Regions from separate parts of the Homo sapiens genome. Here region 1 is linked to region 2. Evidence: read pairs that join two places in POLR2A ChIA-PET (ENCODE). Cell type or tissue: PC-9. All regions are shown on one strand.

Region 1 (4,000 bases), 54 kb before region 2:
TATTGTCAGGAACTGTTTCTGAAAAGGTATATAATTTTCTGTTGCAGATGACTTTGCCCTGAATCTTACAGGATTTGTGTCCCTTCCTCTGGAGTTCATGTATCTTACCAAGGTCTCCAGGGCGGGCACTAACCATTCCTGCTTATCTAGTGCAGTCTGCATGATGTCATCAATATAATGGATCTATGTGACATTCTGTGAGATGTCAGAGAATCCATATCTCTTTGGAATATATTGTGTCAGAGAGGACAAGCATTGACATAACTCTGGAGCAAATCTGTAAGTGAATATTCGTGTTCATTCTATACAAACTTGAACTTTTTCTAATCCTTCTTTCTAGTTGAAATAAAAAGGAAGGCATTCCCCAAGTCAATGGCTGAATTCCATATACTTAAGTACTTATTAATCTGTTCTAGCAATAATACCACAGTCAGCATGGAAGCTGTAAATGGAATGTGATTTTACTAAGTTTGTGACAGTCTACAACAAGCTGAACAAAGTAAGTCACCAATTTGACTATCAGGCCCCTACATAAAATGGATAAATGCTGGAAAATTAAATGGTGACATAATAAGGACCACCATCCCCTTAACTTTTAGATCTGTAACTGAAGCAGTAATCCCAACCATTTCCTGCAAGGTGTTATAGTATTTTTCAATTGAATATCTTGGTCAGGGGGCTGTGAAGAGCATTTTCAGAGTTTTCCACTTGGCACTGGTATTCACTGTGATAACTCTTACTTCACAGGTCAAAGACTCAGATGGATGTTATCCAACTGCCAAGAATATCATTTCCTATTATACACTCAAAGACCAGGGAAATAATAATTAGGTGCTTCTACCCAGGAACCCAATAGCTTAACTTTTAGCCAGGACTCCATTTATTACTTAGCCCTTGTACTCCCTACTCTCTCAGGGAACAATAATGAGCTTTGAGTCCCGTAGTATGAATATCAACTTGGATTCTCTGTAAAATCATTCTAAAAATGTCTAGGCGTGACCCTTTCTCCAGTGCGAAAGCACTCAAGTGATCATGGGCTCTTTTGAGGTTGAACTGGGAGTCATTGCAGTACATACTGGCAGCTCTTTCCTCTAGAAAATCTGGCTACTTCTTCTGTCAGTAGTTGCTGTATTTGAAAATTAGCTCAGATCTGGAAACTGAGCAAGGAATTATGATTGCTCATTGAAGTGACTCCCTGCAGCCTCCTGCTCTTCCATTCTTACCATGTTCTGGTTCTAGATATTAAGCAACACCCTTGTTGGCTGCCCATCTATTTTTCCTCTGTAGCCATCCTCTATTAACTAGCTCCCTGAATCTTGACTGCCCCTCTGAACTTTCGGATTGTTATAGTTATTGTAACCTCCTGGTTTCTGATTTTAAATGGTACCCCCTGGTGTTTATTATTTTGGTGCCTCATCATCCACATGGTTATTAAAGAGCCCAGGTCTGTGGGCCCCTCACCTGCTATCAGCCCTAACCTAAAGAGAAGATACACTCCTGAATTTCTCAGTGATGCTAAAGACCCTCTCACCAGAACATTCCTCATGGCCTTAGTGATAGAAGATAATCATCTGGTGGGCCTTCTGGCCTTGCACAATATATCCATTCCAGTATGTCCGCATGCCTGAAACATTTTATTCTATTTCTACAACATAGCAAGGAAATTAACGAATTTCTACTTTACTCAGCATGGCCCTTTGATTTTCCATACATTGAGTGGCCACCTCAGCAGTAAGTTTTCCTCATTCCCTTCAGTCCTTGCAAGGTACTAAATCACATCTCCTGAGAAAGTACCACCAAGTAAATGAATTTTCAAATATCCTGCCTTATATTCTTCTCCCCTTGATCAAAAAAACCTCTAATCTAATCTAAAATTATCTTTGACCATGCAGAGAGGAAAGGCCATGTGAGGACACAGCAAAAAAGTGGTTGATCATCTGCAGGCCAAGAAGAGAGCTCTCATCAGACAACAATTCCACTGGCACCCTGATCTTGAACTTCCAGTCATTAGAATTTGAGAAAAAAATTTCTGTTGTTTAAGTCATGCAGCCTGTGGCATTCTATTATGACAGACTTGGTTGACTAATACATGACTCCAGGCTGGTCTTTCTACAGATGAGGAGGGGATTTTTATAAGCTACCAAAGTATTTAACTGTTAATCACCCTCAGTGTCAATACAAGTAGTAGTAACTAGGCAACTCCACAGTCCTTAAAAAGGAGTTGTTCTCCACATATCTCATAAATGCCTGAAACATTGCACCAGCAAAATCATTTCTCTATACCAGGACATTTTCCCAGGGCCCTTCAGGAATTAGGCCATTATTTTGGGATGGGGATTATCCATGCTGCACTTTCCCCTTAAAACAAGCTCATCTTTGTTAGTCAGGTAGAGAGTGACTCATTCTCAAAACTCATCTTATTTTCTAAATAAATCAATCCTAGCTCCATTTCTGTCAGTTCAGGTCCTCCAGTAAGGAAAAATCAAAATACAATTAGACAGTCAAGAGATTTATTGCGGTGGCTCTGTGAAAGATAAAAGTGGGAGTAAGAGTGACAAGAAGAGCCTTTAAACCACCCTATAGGTCTGACACTTGTGAAAGAAGAGAGGGAAGAAAAAATGAGTTAGAAGCAATCTCTGAAAACTGCAGTTCCAAGAACATCTTGGCCAGGCCAGGTCAATGGTGGACTTTAAGAACCAGTTGCTCTTGGAGAAATCTCACTTTGAGCATTAATGGTCTGGTTCTTGCATTCCCACTAAGCTCAATCATTGACTTACATCAGCTTGAGGTATTGACTCAAATGTGTAACAGCTGGGGCTATAAATCAACTATGGTCCCCTCAGCAGGTCCACTTGACAGAGATTTGAATGGCCTACTTCCACGGCCAACATAGTGTGAGCATTAATACTCTGACTTAATTAAAGAGTGAAACTCAAATGCTGCTATTTTCTTACTAAACCCATTTCTTTTTCTGCCTCTCCTGAGCACTATATTCCCCCCCCCGCCCCATCCTTAAAGGTGGTGGGGCCATATGACTCCACTTTGGTTGATGGAATAGGTGCCATTTCAATCCCTAGTCCCTTAAATCTCCCACAAGCTATCCTCCACTCTCTTTCCACTTCTGAGGCAAGCATGCAGGTCATGTGTTGAACAGGCACCAAAAGATGAAGGGAGAGGATGAGCTTCCGCATCACTATTTTGAAGAGATATGCCAGACTGCCATGGACTATGTGATGTGAGCAAGCAACAAATCTTCACTGAAATAAGATCGATATTTAAGAGCTGTTTATTTCAATAATTAGCCGGCTTTTTTTTAATGTTCTAGGAGATAGCCTACTATTTTGATAGAAACATTGCTAAATAGGCAATTTTTTAAATTGTCTTTTGATTACTTAGCTAGAGCCATCATGTTCAATGTGTGTTGAGAGGCTTGAATGAAAAGAAGATGGAACATAGAAACTAACAGTTATTTATTCTTATCATTATTATCTGTCCTATCTTTTAGAGTGATATTCTGTAAAACACAGCCAACTCTACTAAATAATCAAGTTCTTAATAACCAATGTAATATATACTTTTTAATCTCTTAGACAAATTCTTTGAGATCAACTTGCAAAAATATGACTCACTGGTATTCTTTAAAAATGAGAATGACCACAATGTCTAACATCTAAGTCATTCTTGTTCAGATCATGCCTGAACAAAATTAGCATTTTAAAGCACTTTTCATGTTTTCTCCAAATGATGTATTAATGAAATAAGCCTTTACCTTGTATTTCCACAATAACTTGTGAAAATTGTGTGTAATGTTGCAGGACTGTGTGAACAGTTATAGAAAATCTTTTTAAACTCAGTGAAATAGATACAATCAACTTTATCTCCAAGCTTTTAATATGCAATGGTTGAATCATTTTTACATGATTTGTTAATCTGAGAAGTAAGTGCCAAATCACAAGTGAAGTGATTTGTAATCATCTAAAATCTATTATACTTCACCTAC
Region 2 (4,000 bases):
AAAACTAAGACAGAAGTAAAAAAAATACAATTGAAACAAATGAAAATAGAGACACAACATACATACCAAAAGCTCTGGGATACAGTAAATGCAGTGTTAAGAGGAAAGTTTATAGCACTAAATGCCTACATAAAAAAACATCTCAAATTAAGAACCTAATATCACACCTAAAGGAACTAGAAAAACAAGTACAAATGAAACCCCAAGCTACCAACAAAAAAGAAATAACAAAGATCAGAACAGAACTAAATGAAATTGAGACCAAAAGAAATCATACAAAGGATTAATGAAATGAAAGTTGGTTCTTTCTTTGAAAGGATAAATAAAATTGACAGACCATTAACTATAATAACCAACAAAAAAGAGAGAATATTCAAACACAATCAGAAATGACAAAGGTGACATTATAACTTATACCACAGAAATACGAAAGATCCTCAGAGACAACTGTGAACATCTCTATGTACACAAACCAAAAAACCTAGAGAAAATGGATAAATTCTCAGAAATGTACAACCTCCGAAGATTGGACCAGGAAGAAGTTGAGATCCTGAATAGCCCAAGAGCAAATTATAAAATTGAATAAGTAATGAAAAATCTACCAAACAAAAGAGCCCTAGACCAGATGGATTTACAGCCAAATCTTCCCAGACATACAAAGAGCTGGTATCGATTTAATGGAAACTATTCCCAAAAAATCAAGGAGGGATTCCTCCCTAACTCATTCTACAAAACAGTTATCAACAAAATCTGGTAATGATACAACAAAAAAAGAAAACTACAGCCCAATATCCCTGATGAACATAGACACAAACATCTTCAACAAATACCATCAAAGTGAATCCAACAGCATATCAAAAATAGAATTCATCATGACCAAGTGAGCTTTATTCCTGGAATGCATGGATGATTCAGCAGACACGAATCAGTAAGTATGATTCACCACATAAACAGAATTAAAAACAAAAACCGTATGATCATCTCAACGTACACAGAAAAAGCCTTCAATAAAATCCACATCCTTTCATGATAAAAACCTTCAACAAACTAGGCATCAAAGGAACACACCCCAAAATAATAATTATTATTTTGACAAACTCACAGTGAACATCATATTGAACAGGCTAAAGTTGAAAGTATTTCTCCTAAAAACTGGAGCGAGATAAGGATGTCCACTTTCACCACTCTAATTCAATACAGTACTGGAAGCCCTAGCCAGGGCAATCAGGCAAGACAAAAATAAATAAATAAAAGGCATCCTAATGAGAAATGAAGGAGTCAAATTGTATGCCACATGGTCCTATACCTAGAGGACCCTAAAGATCCTCTAAAACACCTCTAGACCTGATAAACAACATCAGTAAAATTTCAGAACACAAAATTAATACTGAAAAACCAGTTGCTTTTCTATACACCAACAATGCTCAAGCTGAAAACCAAATCAAGAATTCAATCCAATTTACAAATACTGCGTCCAGAATTGGTTCCTTCTGGTGGGTTCTTGATCTCGCTGAATTCAAGAATGAAGCCGCAGACCCTCGAGGTGAGTGTTACAGTTCTTAAAGATGGTGTGTCCGGAGTTTGTTCCTTCAGATGTTCAGATGTGTCCAGAGTTTCTTCCTTCCAGTGGGCTCGTGGTCTCACTTGACTCCAGGAGTGAAGCCACAGACCTTCGCAGTGAGTGTTACAGCTCTTAAAGGTGGCACCTCTGGAGTTGTTTGTTTCTCCTGGTGGGTTTGTTGCCTCCCTGGCTTCAGAAGTGAAGCTGCACACCTTCGTGGTTAGTGTTACAGCTCATAAAGGTAGTGCGGACCCAAAGACTGAGTAGCAACAAGATTTATTGCAAAAAGCAAAACAACAAAGCTTCACAACGTGGAAGCAGACCCAGGCGAGTTGCCACTGCCTGCTTTTATTCCCTTATTTAGCCCCACCCACATCCTGCTGATTGGTCCATTTTGACAGAGTGCTGACTGGTGCATTTACAAACCTTTAGCTAGACACAGAGCACTGATTGGTGCATTTACAATCCTTTAGCTAGACAGAAAAGTTCTCCAAGTCCCCACCTGGCCCAGAAGCCCAGCCAGCTTCAGCTCTCAGTACCACACACATAAAAGAAATACTTATGAATACATTTAATCGAAGAGGTGAAAGGTCTCTGAAAAAGAACTATAAAACATTGATGAAAGAAACTGTAGATGACACAAACAAATGGGAAAAGGTCCCATGCTCGTGGACAGGAATATTCTTAATATTCTCTTTTTTTTTTTTTTCTTGAGATGGAGTCTCGCTCTGTCACCCAGGCTGGAGTGCAGTGGTGTGATCTCAGCTCACTGCAACCTCCGCCTCCCAGGTTCAAGCAATTCTCCTGCCTCTGCCTCCCAAGTAGCTGGGACTACAGAAATGCGCCACCAAGCCAGGCTAATTTTTTTGTATTTTTAGTAGAGACGGGGTTTCACCATGTTGGTCAGGCTCGTCTTGAACCCCTGACCTCAAATGATCTGCCGGCTTTAGCCCCGCAAAGTGCTGGGATTACAAGCGTGAGCCACCGTGCCCAGTCTCAATATTCTTAAAATGACTATATGGCCCAAAGCAATCTACAGATTCAACACAATACCTGTCAGATTACCAACACTGTTTATCATAGCATTAGAATAAAAATATCTAAAATTTATACCAAACCAAAAAGAGCATGAATAGTCAAAGCAATCCTAAGCAAAAAGGAGAAAGCCAGAGGCAACATATCACCCAACTTCAAACTATAGTAACCAAAACAGCATGGTACTGGTACAAAAATAGACATATAGATCAATGAAACAGAATAGAGAACACAGAAATAAAGCCACATACCTACCATCAACTGATTTTCAGCAAAGTTGACAAAAATTGACAATGTGGAAAGGATTAAATAAATGGTGTTGGGAAAACTAGATAGCAATATCCAGAAGAAAGGATTCCTCTTGAGGAATCTCAAATCAATCCGAGTTAATTTTTGGATATAGAGGGAGGTATGGGACCATATACAAAAAAATGAACTCGAGATAGATTAAAGATTTAAATGTAAGACCTGAAACTGCAAAAATCCTACAGGAAAACCTGGAAATGATTCTTCTGAACATTGTCCTTGAATTTATGACTAAAACCTCAAAAGCAAATGCAATGAAAACAAAAATAGATAAATGGAACTTAATTAAGGAGCTTAGTAAACAATCAACAGAGTAAACAGACAACCTACAGAGTGGAAGAAAATATTTTCAAATTATGCATCTAACAAAGGACTAATATTCAGAATCTACAAGGAATTTAACAAATTAACAAGAATAAAACAGCCCCGTTGAAAAGCAGGCAAATGACATGAACAGACACCGCTCCAAAGAAGACAGACAAGTAGCCAAAAAAATATAAAAAAATGCTCAACATCATTCATCATCAGAGAAATGCAAGTTAAAACCACAATGAGATACCATCTCACACCAGCCAGAATGGCTATTAATAAAAAGTCAAAAAATGACAGATGTTGGCAAGTATGCAGAGTAAATGGAACACTTATATACTGTTGGTGGAAATGCATATTAGTTCAATCCCTATGGAAAACAGTATGGAGATTTCTCAAAGAACTAAAAATAGAACTACCATTCAACCCAGCAGTCCCACTACTGGGTATCTACCCAAAGGAAAGGAAATCATTTTATCAAAAAGACACCTGCACTTGTATGTTATTGCAGCACTATTCACAATAGCAAAGTCATGGAATCGATCTAAGTGTCTGTCAACAATGGACTGGATAAAGAAAATGTGATACATATATACACCATGAAATGTTACACAGCCATAAAAAAGAATAAAATCTTGTCCTTCACACCAACATGGATGTAGCAAGAGGCCAGTATCCTACATGAAATAACTCAGAAACAGAAAATCAAACACCACATGTATTCACTTATAAGTAGGAGCTAGTCAATGGGTATATATGGACATAAAGATGGAAATGATAGACACTTTC

The links. Peaks named below come from ENCODE experiments on the same cell type or tissue, not always from the same donor. Only the 100,000 strongest peaks of a DNase experiment are listed, where the experiment ranks them.
Region 1: POLR2A ChIA-PET joins it to region 2 with 5 read pairs; 2 of 35 experiments call an interaction of 5 or more read pairs at or near these places.

Annotation. Positions count from the first base shown.
Region 1 is chr5:98,413,090-98,417,089 of GRCh38, forward strand. No RefSeq gene overlaps it. Among named protein-coding and RNA genes, the nearest start is that of LINC01846, 250 kb to the left of the region's middle. In PC-9, no CTCF peak of the experiment used is centred here; a DNase peak (open chromatin) is centred at 2,062; H3K27ac peaks cover 1,004 bases.
Region 2 is chr5:98,467,480-98,471,479 of GRCh38, forward strand. No RefSeq gene overlaps it. Among named protein-coding and RNA genes, the nearest start is that of RGMB-AS1, 300 kb to the right of the region's middle. RefSeq lists an enhancer at 813-2,012. In PC-9, no CTCF peak of the experiment used is centred here; no DNase peak of the experiment used is centred here; H3K27ac peaks cover 816 bases.